Regions from separate parts of the Homo sapiens genome. Here region 2 is linked to region 1. The links are chromatin loops, found by intact Hi-C in ENCODE. Cell type or tissue: GM12878. All regions are shown on one strand. Each heading gives the region's core, and the rest is flanking DNA. Links, peaks and the distances in the headings are about the cores only. Region 1 overlaps TK1 (thymidine kinase 1). Region 2 overlaps TNRC6C (trinucleotide repeat containing adaptor 6C).

Evidence for each region. Peaks named below come from ENCODE experiments on the same cell type or tissue, not always from the same donor. Only the 100,000 strongest peaks of a DNase experiment are listed, where the experiment ranks them.
Region 2: it touches region 1 in a loop (8-fold over the local background); 13 of 110 quality-filtered maps call a loop at or near these places.

The regions. Positions count from the first base shown.
Region 1 is chr17:78,175,223-78,182,118 of GRCh38, forward strand. It overlaps TK1 (thymidine kinase 1), which reads right to left. Exons shown (of 7, transcript NM_003258.5): 5 at 307-396. Among named protein-coding and RNA genes, the nearest start is that of TK1, 8.4 kb to the right of the region's middle. RefSeq lists enhancers at 211-390, 411-530, 540-1,318, 541-590, 1,319-2,096. In GM12878, for the core only: a CTCF peak has its summit at 1,504 (motif pointing left); no DNase peak of the experiment used is centred there; H3K27ac peaks cover 322 bases.
Region 2 is chr17:78,082,915-78,089,015 of GRCh38, forward strand. TNRC6C (trinucleotide repeat containing adaptor 6C) reads left to right here. Exons shown (of 23, transcript NM_001142640.2): 13 at 133-252; 14 at 3,589-3,672; 15 at 3,939-4,179. Among named protein-coding and RNA genes, the nearest start is that of TMC6, 43 kb to the right of the region's middle. In GM12878, for the core only: a CTCF peak has its summit at 2,235 (motif pointing right); a DNase peak (open chromatin) is centred at 2,237.

The sequences.
Region 1 (6,896 bases), core at 208-2,707:
TTCTTTTAAACCCTCTGATTCACAAGCACTGAAGCCAGGAGAGTTTGCTCTGACCTTAGTCCTTCCCCCAACCCCCAGAGCACCATGCCCGGCTCTGTCCCTTTGCCAATTCAAAGCACCTGCCGCAACAGATGGCACGCAGTCTGCACAGACCATGGAGTCCCTTGGCTCAGCCAAGGCCTGAGCAGCTCGGCCGTAACCCTGTGGTGGCTGAGCCCTGGTCACCCAGAGCTGGTGTCTCTGTGCCCATCCAGAAGCCTCTTGCCCTCCTCAATCCCAGCTCCAGACCTGGATCAGACGCCTTACCTTCCTCTGGAAGGTCCCATCCAGTGCAGCCACAATTACGGTCTTCCCGGCGTTGGCCATGGCCTCGCAGAACTCCACGATGTCAGGGAACTGGAAAGGGCACGTGGAGAAAGAGTGTGAGAGCTTCCACCCCAGCAGCAGCTCCCTGGAGCCCCAGCGAAGACGCTGCCAGATCTGACAACTCCGGCCATTTGGCCCGGAGTAACTCTTAATTCTCCCACGAGGCTCCCCAGGCCGGGGGACTGTGTCCACCCGCACGCCCCCCAGCAGACGACAGGTACATCCACAACTGCGCAGCCCCTTCCCCCTGCAGCCAGCTTCCCTCCGAGTCCAGGTACCCAGGACTCAGCACCGGACTTCCACACCAGCTGTGCTGTTTAACACTGCAGTGGCCAAAGGCCTGCTGCCTTGGGCTCGGACACCACTCTTCGCTGGACCCATTATCTGTGTGACCTTGGCAATGAATTAACGTCTCTGAACCTGTTTCCTTTTCCTTAAGAGCAAGGAAGGTCCTGTTGTTTAAGGATGGAAGGCCCTAAGTTATATACATGCTCTTCGGTGAATAGGTGGGCGCTTTGTGCTCTTGCCTCCCCCGTTTTAAACGGGTAATGTGCCTTGAGAAGGGGCGGGGGTCCTACTGGCCATTTACAGAGCAGGATGACACAGCACAGCCTTCTAAATTCAGGACCTGCACAGAGCACATTTACTGTGTAAAGCAAACTTCACTTTGGCCCAGGGAGAAGCTGAAACTCTGGCAAGTGCTCTGGTGATTCTCATCAATCAATCATATCACTCTTAGCTGGTTGAGTTCATATGTCCAGACTGGCCTTTGGGTTGGGTGAAGCAGGGATGTCCTTGTCCTTGGGTGCAGGGTCTCTCTCCCAGGGCCACTCAGGCTTTCTCAGCCCAGGTACTGAGGTTTGAGGTTATTGAGACGTGAGGGCTTAGCAAGGTGAGGACTAAGGGGTGGCTCGAAAAATTCCAGTGAGATCCAAGCAAAGCCCAACGTGACTGATTGCGCTCAGCTGACTGCAGGGGTCTCTGGAGAAGGAAACCCAGAGACTCCAGCACGCCAGGGCCCCTCCCCACCATGCACTCGTTCCCTCTTTTTCTCTGAGGACTCATGACATGTCACGAAAATGCAGCTCCCAGCCTGCAAGGAGCTGTGGGCCGGCACACCACCTGCGCCAGGGGCGCGCCCCCTGGAGGGCTGACGCTGCCATGGCTGCCATTTGAGGCCGGATCTCGCTGTGTCCTGTGCAGTGTAGGGTGTTGGGCTGCGTCCCTCGCCCCCACCCATTAGATAGATGCCAGGAACACACCTCCCACCCCCCAGCTGCGACAAAATTGTTTCTAGTTGTTGTGAGATGTCCCCTGGGTGGGAATGGAGAGGGGAAGAACCCTCCTGAGTTGAGAACCTTGCTCCTTCACCCGCCACATGAGGGTAGAAGGCAGACCCCAGACTCTCCTGCATCAGGGTTTCAGGATGAAGGTCCTCAGCCCCCACTCACTCCACCTCTTGACCAACCTCAGGCTGAGGTCCATAGTCAAAGAGCTTGGTTCTTGCACCCGGCACTTCCCCACCCGTCCAGCACTTCCAGTGATCTGCCTGCCTCAGCCTCCCAAAGTGCTGGGATCACAGACGTGAGCCTCTGTGCCAGACCCTAACTTTTCCTAGATTAAACTTATTATAGATTGCATGTCTCTAACCTGAAAGGCTCCAAAATCTGAAACTTTTTGAGCGCCCACCACAAGTGGAAAATTCCACACCTGACCTCATGGGACAGGTCACAGTCAAAAACTGTGGCTCACGTCCAAATTACTAAATACATAAAATTACTCTCAGGCTATGTGCCTAAGATGTCTATAAAACATAAATGGATTTTGTGTTTACACTTGGGGCTCATTCCCAAGGTCTCATTATATTATGAACATGCAAATATTCGAAAACCTGAAATCCGAAACACTTCTGGTCCCAGGCATTTAGGTTAAGGAATACTCAACCTGTATTACTTGTGTAGTAGAACAGAAAACACAAAAAGGTCTATTTTTTTTTTTTTTTTGAGACGGAGTCTCGCTCTGTCGCCCAGGCTGGAGTGCAGTGGCGTGATCTCAGCTCACTGCAAGCTCCGCCTCCTGGGTTCACGCCACTCTCCTGCCTCAGCCTCCCGAGTAGCTGAGACTACAGGTGCCCGCCACCACGCCTGGCTAATTTTTTTGTATTTTCAGTAGAGACGGGGTTTCACCGTGTTAGCCAGGATGGTCTCGATCTCCTGACCTCGTGATTCACCCACCTCGGCCTCCCAAAGTGTTGGGATTACAGGCATGAGCCACTGCGCCTGGCTTTGTCTATTTTTTTTGAGACAGAGTCTCGCTCTGTCATCCAGGCTGGAGTGCAGTGGCATAATCTTGGCTCACTGCAACCTCTGCCTCCCAGGTTCAAGCAATTCTTGTGCCTCTGCCTCCCAAGTAGCTGGAATTACAGGTGTGTGCCACCACGCTTGGCTAATTTTTGTATTTTTAGTAGAGATGGGGTTTCACCATGTTGGCCTGGCTGGTCTCAAACTCCTGACCTCAAGTGATCCGCCCGCCTAGGCCTTCCAAAGTGCTGGGATTACAGGTGTGAGCCACCGTGCCCAGCCAGAAAAAAAGTTTAAAAAAATAAATCAGAGCTCCTACTATTGCCAAGCGACCCTGCAAGCCCACCACACACTGTGCAGCTGTTGATGCAAGGGTGCCCACCCACCACCAGCATCTGAAGCACAGCACCCCCAGCTAGGAGCTTCAGGTTTTCCAGAGATTTCCAGGTGAGTCTCTCTTGGATGCCAACAGTTTCTACAGAGCAGTGTGAGCACCTGTGTGTCTCGCCCGGGGTACAAAGAAGCACAGAAGCTTCTGACCCAGGGCCTTCCTCAGGATGGCACGGTGGCTACTCTGTGAAAGGCTTTCCCTGCTGACCCAGAAAACGGGAACAAGGCAGGTTCGGCTGGGCTTCATCCACTGTCCACGTAGACAATGAAGGAGCGAAGGACAGTCCTTCTGCTGGGTCCCATGCTAGGAACCCCTCTCCTCGATCTAGAACTGCTTGCAATGGGAAGACCCTGAACTTCTTTTGTTTTGTTTTGTTTTGAGACTGAGTTTTGCTCTTGTTGTTGCCCAGGCTTGGAGTGCAATGGGGCGATCTTGGCTCACTGCAACCTTCGCCTACCGGGTTCAAGCGATTCTCCTGCCTCAGCCTCCCAAGTAGCTGGGATTACAGGCATGCGCCACCACGCCTGGCTAATTTTTGTATTTTTAGTAGAGACGGAGTTTCTCCATGTTGGTCAGGCTGGTGACCCGGAACTTCTTGAAGAGAACAAGGGCACACAGAGGCCAGGGCAGAATGCTGATGTCTGGGTAGGGTGTAATAAATACTCACTGAATGAACTCAAGTTTTACTTGCTGGCCAGGGAGGAAGTAGACCGAGAAATCCCTCCTATAGGCTGAACAGGGGACAGGACTTCATACGCTGGCTCCTGACTCAGGGCATTTGGATGTCGAGGAAGGAGAAGGGAAAGGTTTCTGCCTCGGGGGTCTGGGTCAGCCTCTGTCAACAAGGTTTACGCAGAGCCAGGAGAACAGAGCTATTGAACAACTCACAGCGGCAGGTCTGAAGGAGGGAGAGCCTTGCCAAAGCTGAAGCTTCCTTGTTCTGAGAGGGCCATGTCCCCAAAGCTGATGCAAAATCCCTGGATGCATTCTGAGGCCACAGTTTGGGAGCAAAAGAGAACAGCTGCAGCCCTATTCCCAGCCTGGGCTCACTTTCTCGCCAGGAGTCCCTCAAGCACGGGGCAGCAACAACGACGTCTCCACGTACGCAGAGGCATGGGGGTGCTCAGGGGCGCACCTCTGAAGGTCAGAAACGGAATGGCCATACCCAAGCGGGGAGGAGATGCCAGCTGCCGGGTGGTCGGGAACCCAGAGCGGACACTGGCAGCCTCAACTCCACAGGGCAGATGCCCCGCACAGGGGAAGGGACCCGTCAGCCTCCCCACGGGAATGGAATTTGCAGCTGTGACTCATACAGAATGTTGGGCAAGAACAGAACCAGGAAGGCAGGACTGGCCTTTTGAGGGGACAGGCCCTGTGACGTCCGGGCAGGGTATTCAGGCCAGAGCGGCCTGGCTCTGTGCTGGGAGGCAGGGCGGGTAGAGACCTCGAAGCACTCACCAAACCAACTCATTTATTCTTCCTCCAGGGTATAGAACTAGACTAAGTGTGGCCAGGCGTGGTGGCTCACGCCTGTAATCCCAGCACTTTGGGAGGCTGAGGCAGGCAGATCACCTGAGGTTAGGAGTTCCAGACCAGCCCGGTCAACATGATGAAACCCCGTCTCTACTAAAAATACAAAAGGTTAGCTGGGCATGGTGGCAGAAGCCTGTAATCCCAGCTACTCAGGAGGCTGAGGCGGGAGAATCACTTGAACCTGGGAGATGGAGGTTATAGTGAGCCGAGACTGCGCCACTGCACTCCAGCCTGGGCCACAGAGCAAGACTGTTTTTAAAAACAAACAAAAAACGAACTGGACTAAGTATACTAAACGTATAGGTGGCCCTGTGCCCAGGTTCTAGTCTTTGAAAGATCAGCAGAAGTGACGTTTGCAGCTTCTGGTCAGGCCCATGAAAACCTCACACCCAGGGGCTCCGCCACGTCTCTTCCCCTCCGTGTCTGTATACAGCCAGCCAGGGCGACCTAAGCCGCCTCGTGGGCGGCCTCCCCATCAACCGGCCTGGAACCACGTAGGGGGTCTGTGAGCGAGAAATAAATTCCTGTTATGTTTATATCAAACCACCACATTGTGTACTTCGAGGCAACCCTAAAAGTACCTAAGAGGTCAAGTCTGCTAAACCCCTTGGAGAGAGTTTCAGTTTCATTCTTTGTGATAAACTAACAAAAATAAAATCTCCAAAGCAGAGGAAAGAAAACTAAGATAACAGAAAATAACCCAGAAACTCAACCACAGAATATGTTCCTGAGGAAATAGAAAAATCTGGAAAAGTCTAAGAAAAGATTTTCAGGAACATAATGGAAGGAACAGCATAAATTTAAAAATAACCCAACAGTAACTTGTCAAACAAAACGGAGCATGATGAATTAGAGCAGCAGATGTAAAAATAGTCACTGAAACAAAACACACTCTGGAAGATGGAACCCAGAACACCTCAGAGATGGATGAGGAGAGAAATACCTGAAGTGATAATGGCTTCATTCCTTCCCCAGAAATGAAAAGGCACACCAGCTATAAAGCAGGATAAATGAAACAAAGCTTCCCCTACACACATTGTGCTGAGAGAGAACAGATAGAATACCTGACCAGAGGTAACATTAGAGAGATGGCGGCCTTCCTCTGAGCAAAAACACAATGACCAGCGCTGCTACTTTTCAAAGCAACAAGATCAAGACCAGGCGTGGTGGCTCACGCCTGTAATCCCAGCACTTTGGGAGCTGAGGCATGCGGATCACCTGAGGTCAGGAGTTCCAGACCAGCTGGCCAACATGGTGAAACCCCATCTCTATTAAAAATACATAAATGAGCTACGCATGGTGGCACGCACCTGTGATCCCAGCTACCCGGAAGGATGAGGCAGAACTGCTTGAACCCAAAAGGCGGAGGTTGCTGTGAGCTAAGATCACGTCACTCCACTCCAGCCAGGGCAACAGAGCAAGACTCCATCTCAAAAAAAATAAAAATTAAAAAGGCCGGGCACGGCGGCTCATGCCTGTAATTCCAACACTTTGGGAAGCCAAGGCGGGTGGATCACCTGAGGTCAGGAGTTCAAGACCAGCCTAGCCAACATGGTGAACCCTTGTCTCTACAAAAATTAGCCAGGCATGATGGTGGGTGCCTGTAATCCCACCTACTTGGGAGGCGAGGTGGGAAAATCGCTTGAATCCGGGTGGCAGAGGTTGCAGTGAGCCGAGATCACGCCATTGCACTCCAGCCTGGGCGACAGAGTAAGACTCCGTCTCAAAAAAAAAAAAAAAACCCAAACCCACACAAGATCAACCTACCTCTTGCTGCCCAGCTTAAACTAGATGACAAAAGAAAGATTTCCATACAAAGACTGGCAGCTTCCCATCTATACCTCCTGGCTGCAAAAACTACTAAAAAAGGTACTTCAACAACAAGAAAATAAACGTATAAGAAACAAGCAAAAGGAACCATGAGGCAAACCAAACATTACTCCCCACCTCCCCCTTTTTTTTTTGAGACAGGGTCTGGCCTTGTCGCCCGGGCTGGAGTGCAGTGGTGCTATCACCACTCACTGCAGCCTCGACCTCCCAGGCTCCATCCTTCTGCCTCAGCCTCCTGAGTAGCAGGGACCACAGGTGTGCGCTGCTATGACTGGCTAATTTCTTTTTTTTTTTGGTAGAGATGGGGTTTTACTATGTTGCCCAGGTGAGTCTCCAACTCCTGGGCTCAAGTGATCTGTCCACCTTGGCCTCCCACAGGCTGAGATTACAGGTGTGAGTCACTGCATCTTGCCAGTAAATAGATATATGTATTTTTAAAAAGGTACAATGGCCAGGTGTGGTAGCTCATGCCTGTA
Region 2 (6,101 bases), core at 865-3,364, 92 kb before region 1:
TCCATAGCAGTAGTTTCAGGGGGTCTCCCTACAAATTATCATTTAATCATTTTTGAATTTTGAAAAACTACAGGTACAAGTAACTATTTTAACAGAGATACAACGGCTAATAGTATATTTTATGTTAAACAGGTTCAAGCACAGCTTTTGCAGTTTGCAGCAAAAAACATTGGTCTCAACCCTGCACTATTAACCTCGCCAATTAATCCTCAACATATGACGATGTTGAACCAGCTCTATCAGCTGCAGCTGGTGAGTGGATAGACCCATGCAAGTTAGAGCACGCAGGCCGAGTGCAGATGCACGGCACCTGCTGAGAGCAGCAGTTGTGATAATGTTTGTCTTCACGTCAGGGATGTCATTGAGACTCTCATGAAGTATTTAAACTCTTCATGAGTTAGGGAGTTCTCACTCAAAGGTGTCCTACTAGGTTTTGTAAATGTTTTGGCCTCTTTGTTTTTGTTTTTGTTTAGAGGCAGCATCTTACTATGTTGCCAGGCTGGTCTGGAACTCCTGGACTCAAGGGATCCTCCCACCTCAGCCACCTGAGTAGCTGAGACACCACGGGTGTGCACCACTGCACATGGCTTGGCCTCTTTGTGTTCAGAAAATCTACCAATCTACCAGATTTTATAATTAGGCATGTCTTTTCAGTTGAGCTCTCAGCCAGAGTTTCTGAGAACCACAGAACACAAAAAATCATTTGAGTGACTATTTTCTCAGTTATTCTAAGGATGGTATACATAAATACTATTCTAGAAGCACAGGAGAAAAATTGCTTTATTACATATAGTAGATGCCTTAGAGCATTAGAACTTAATTCTCTCATGAAACCCCGGTCAAGAATGGCTGATGTGACCTAATAATTCTTGAAAGTTTTGTAGCTTCACATAATCTTGATTTTTTTTTAATTTTCAATCAGTCTTACTGATTTTACTATAATTGCCATGTCATTGTATACCTAGATGCTTACTGAAATTATATACACTAAAAGACCCAGTTAATTATTTCATTCTTTAATGTGGGTATCTGATTTATTTAGCAATCTTAGCCAGCAACTTCATCACCTAGAAAATGACCAGGAATCGGCCGGGCACGGTGGCTCATGCCTATAATCCCAGCATTTTGGGAGGCCCAGGCGGGTGGATCACCTGAGGTCAGGAGTTCGAGATTAGTCTGGCCAACATGGTGAAACCCCGTCTCTACTAAAAATACAAAAATTAGCCGGGCATGATGGCGCATGTCTGTAATCCCAGCTATTCGGGAGGCTGAGGCAGGAGAATCGCTTGAACCTGGAAGGCGGAGGTTGCAGTGAGCCTCGCACCTTTGCACTCCAGCCTGGGCGACAGAGCAAGACTCCGTCTCAAGAAAAAAAAAAAAGAAAATCATGACCAGGAATCATGAAGGAGAAAAAAAAAAAAAAAAGAATGGGAACTCCAAAAGACAGAACCATTGGCATAAAACCTTTGCTAATGAGAGAGTACCTCAGCCCTCAGTCTTTCCCCTTTGCTGTTTTTTAGACACATGTCCAACAAGTTTGAGGTCTGCTTTTCTGTAAGCAGCAGGGGAGGATAGAAGGAAGGAGGGAAGGACGTGTCCCAGAGACACATGCTATGTGTCCTCGCTTTAATGGAAAGCACAGAGCTCTAGACATGAGGTCAGGACCAAGGCTTGGCCCTCAGAGACTGTTTTTTCTTTTTCTTTTTCTTTTTTTTTTTTTTTTGAGACGGCGTCTTGCTAGTCTTGCTCTGTTGCCCAGGCTGGAGTGCAGTGGCACGATCATGGCTCACTGCAGCCTCTGCCTTGTGGGTTCAAGCAATTCTCCTGTCTCAGCCTCCCGAGTAGCTGGGATTACAGGCGCCCGCCACCACGCCCAGCTAATTTTTGTATTTTTAGTAGAGACAGGGTTTCACCATGTTGGTCAGGCTGCTGGTCTCCAACTCCTTACCTCAGGTGATCCTCCCGCCTCAGACTCCCAAAGTGCTGGGATTACAGGCGTGAGCCACTGCGCCTGGCCAGAGACTGTTTTTCCATCTGTCAGAAGGGAGGTGGTGCTGTAGTGAGGAATCGCTGTGGGGAGGCAGTGCACATGTGCAGTCCTATTGCTTTCAGTCCTGCCCGCCGGAGACCACTGACCTCCAAAGGAAAGGAGACAGCTCTGAAAACAGGCACTCATAGAAAAAGCATGCAGGTTTAGAGCTGTTACTGTAGAGGAAGATCGCTTTCTGCCACTAGATGACGCTGCAGGCATTGCTGCAGCCCTGACACAGAGCTGATTATCTTACTGATGTGCTAGAATCTTTTAGTTATACAGTAAGTTTTTATTGACCTCTATAGTGTGAAAGACATCAAGAAAATGTTGAATTACCAATAGGGTGTTCTAATTTTAAAACAATGTATTCTGTTCTTAAATTTTTTTCCAGAAAAATTGGAAAAATAAAGTTTCAGTGCTTCCATAAGGTTAAGTTTTAGGCCTATAAGGATTCACTTAAGTGGGGTATTTTATTCCTCCATGATTACAGATGAAGGAGGCATTTCTAATAGTATAATCTCCACCTTTATTTGGATTCTACTTTGATGAGTCTTGCCAAAAATGTCCCTAAAATTCATGTTGTAAGAAAAAAAATCATGATATTCAACCAACATTTCAAAACAGTCAAATGACCAAAGCTTCTATGTCAGTGTACAGAAGAATATCATCATAACTTTAACCAACTTTGTAGATGACAAGTTTGTGTGACAAAAGTGCCCACAAATCTGCATTTCAGGTTCTCTCTTAGCTTTCATTCCCATGATGTTAGGGAGATAACCACGTTGTTTAACACACATTATTATTGAATGATTTGGGACAGTTACTACCAGTGTTTCACATTGTCTGGGCTGTCCTGGACTTCAGTCTCCATCATTATAGAATAGGTTGGTTTTTTGTTTTTTTTTTTTAAGTTTCAGTTTGTATGAATCAAGCAGAAGAATTTTGATTTCTTCATTAAATGAAAAATATTTGCTGACCAACATCATCACCAACACTAAACAGGTATTGACTCTGTGATTTTTTTTAGTTCTGCGCACTAAAAAAGTGGATAAGACATTAATCTTTTAAAAGTGCTCTGTGCCTCCAGAATATGTGTCAGCCATGGCTGGGCGCCGTGGCTCATGCCTGTAATCCCAGCACTTTGGGAGGCTGAGGCAGGCAGATCACGAAGTCAGTAGTTTGAGACCAGCCTGGCCAACATAATGAAACCCCGTCTCTACTAAAAATACAAAAATTAGCTGGGCGTGGTGGCACACGACTGCAATCCCAGCTACTCGGGAGGCTGAGGCAGGAGAATTGCTTGAACCCGGGAGGCAGAGGTGGCAGTGAGCTGAGATCACGCCATTACACTCCAGCCTGGATGACAGAGCGAGACTCCATCTAAAAAAAAAAAAAAAAAAAAAAAAAAAAAAAACAGTATGTGTCAGCCACAGTATGGGCCAAGAAGAGTGGCTAGGTTCTCTTTTTTTATTTTTTAACTAATGTCAGAAAGTTGAACCATTAGTTCAACTTACACTTAATTATCATACTATTTTAACTCTTCGTTCTGTCAACAGGCATACCAACGTTTACAAATCCAGCAGCAGATGTTACAGGCCCAGCGTAATGTGTCCGGATCCATGAGACAACAGGAGCAGCAAGTAGGTGCTACCCAGATTGATTTTTGTCATGAGCTATAATTTTCCCTGATAGAAGAGACGCTAATTGATGAACTATTAGATGATCATTGATTTTTCTCTAGCCAAGCCTTCCTTTGAAAATTCCTGGGTTCAGCTAGGTTTGGGAGGAGGTTGGCCTAGCCAGTAGTGGCCTCAGCATAAAGACAATGAAGAATGCATTTGGTCCCTAGACAAGCCATGAGTGTCCCTTCCCACCTAGTTAACGCACCTATGTCTCTGCCTGCCAGGTTGCGCGCACAATCACTAATCTGCAGCAGCAGATCCAGCAGCACCAGCGCCAGCTGGCCCAGGCCCTGCTCGTGAAGCAGCCACCACCGCCACCGCCCCCGCCGCACCTGTCTCTGCACCCCTCTGCAGGCAAATCGGCCATGGACAGCTTCCCCTCGCACCCACAGACTCCCGGCCTACCTGACCTGCAGACCAAAGAGCAGCAGTCTTCACCCAACACCTTTGCTCCTTACCCTCTCGGTGAGTGTCCCATGGTCTTCAACAGCCACATCAGGTAGAGAGGGTACCTGGAGTCCGTATGTGGTAGCCAGGGCAGCATTTCAGTGGTTAGGAGGACTGGCCAGCGCTGAAACCATAGCCTGTTGGAAATGCAGCCCCAGACAAAATCGGAGAGCAGGTATCTCAAGGCTTTTTAATTTTAAAAAAATTTTTTAATTATTTTTTTGAGAGATGGGGGTCTCACCATGTTGCTCAGGCTGGTCTTGAACTCCTGGGCTCAAGCAATCCTCCCACCTCAGCCTCTTAAAGTGCTGGGTTTATAGGTGTGAGCCACCATGCCCAGCCTCAAGGATTTGTAATAAGGGAACAACACTAACCACGTTGTATAGAGCAGGAGTTTTGCCGCTGCCAATAATACTCTCAGTATAAAACCTTTAAAGGTAGTACCAGTCAGAGCCCCCAAAATCTCATTTCCATTGTCAAATCTCCAAAGTTTGTTCTGTTCCTAGTCTACTCTGAACTGTACTTTACCAGCCACTGTCCTCCAGCCTAAACCACAGAGAAGACTTTATAATGGTTTGGTCAGTAAAAGTATTCAGATTTACATTAAAAGCACTTCTTAAAAAGCAGTGGTTGTTGATACAACTCATTTTGTATGAAATGTGATTTGTATAATCGACCAAATCAACATATATATGTTGAAATCTAACTTGTAGAAGCACACTCAGCACTTGAAACCCGCAGGTCAGTAGAAGACATGGTGCCAGGCCTCGAGGTCAGGCCAGTCAGGAGAGACACAGCTCACATACCTGAAGACACCAGAGGGTATAAATTAGTAAATTGATTCTGCATGGACTAATTTGCCGTAAGAATTCAGAAGTTAGTGAAAGCACTTTAGGCTTGTCTGTTGATTGCTATTAGAGTCTGTAGATACAGGACAAAGGGTTATCGGTAACTTGGAAAATACATCTGTAAAGGGGCAAAGGCCAGTTGAGTGGTAGTGAATTTGCTGCCAGCAGATAATATTCATTTATCTAATTCTATTCAATGTCTCTGAAAAGAGCGGTATATTGTAATCATATGAATCCTTTTTACTTGACATATTATAAATGTGGTATATCTTTAATATGAGATTGATAAATACTAGACTAGATGATCTCGTTCCTTAATTATTGTCTCATCCATTAGAGCCCTTTGTGTCGAAGTAGGTAAGACCTGACTTAGGAATTAGACTCCCTAGGTTTGAGTCCCAACTCACCACCAAGAGGCTCACTACTAACTTGGGCAACTTGCCTAGCTGCTGTTTGCTTCAATTTCTTTATTTTTCTTTCTTTTTTTTTTGGTAGAGACAGGGTCTTTCTATGTTGCCCAGGCAAGTCTCAAAACTCCTGGCCTCAAGTGATCCTCCCTAAGTGTTAGGATTACAGGCCTGAGACACCATACTGAGCCATGCCTTAATTTCTTCATCTGTAATGTGGAAATACTTAACTCCTAGGTTTGTTTTAAAGATTAAATGAGCTAATATGTAAAGTTCTCTTTTTTCTTTTTTTTTTCTCTCTCTTTTTTTTTTTGGCTGGAGTGCAGTGGCGTGATCATAGCTCATTGCAGCCTCAAACTCCTGGCCTTAAGTGATCCTGCTGGTCTCAGCTTCCCAAAGTGCTGTGATTACAGGCATGAGCCATCACACCTGGCCTAATATGTAAAGTTCTTAAATAGTGCCTAGCACATAGCAAACACTTTGTAAAATGTCAGCTACTTATGTAAGTGCTTCTGTTTTAGAAACAAATTTCATCCCACCTATTATCCTAAAATGCATTAGCTTCAGCTTTCTATTATTCACCTGTCTTCTTAACCTATATTTGGAGGATAAAGTACACTTATCGTTACTTTTTTTTTTTTTTTTTTTTTTTTTTGAGATAGAGTCTTGCTCTGTTGCCCAGGCT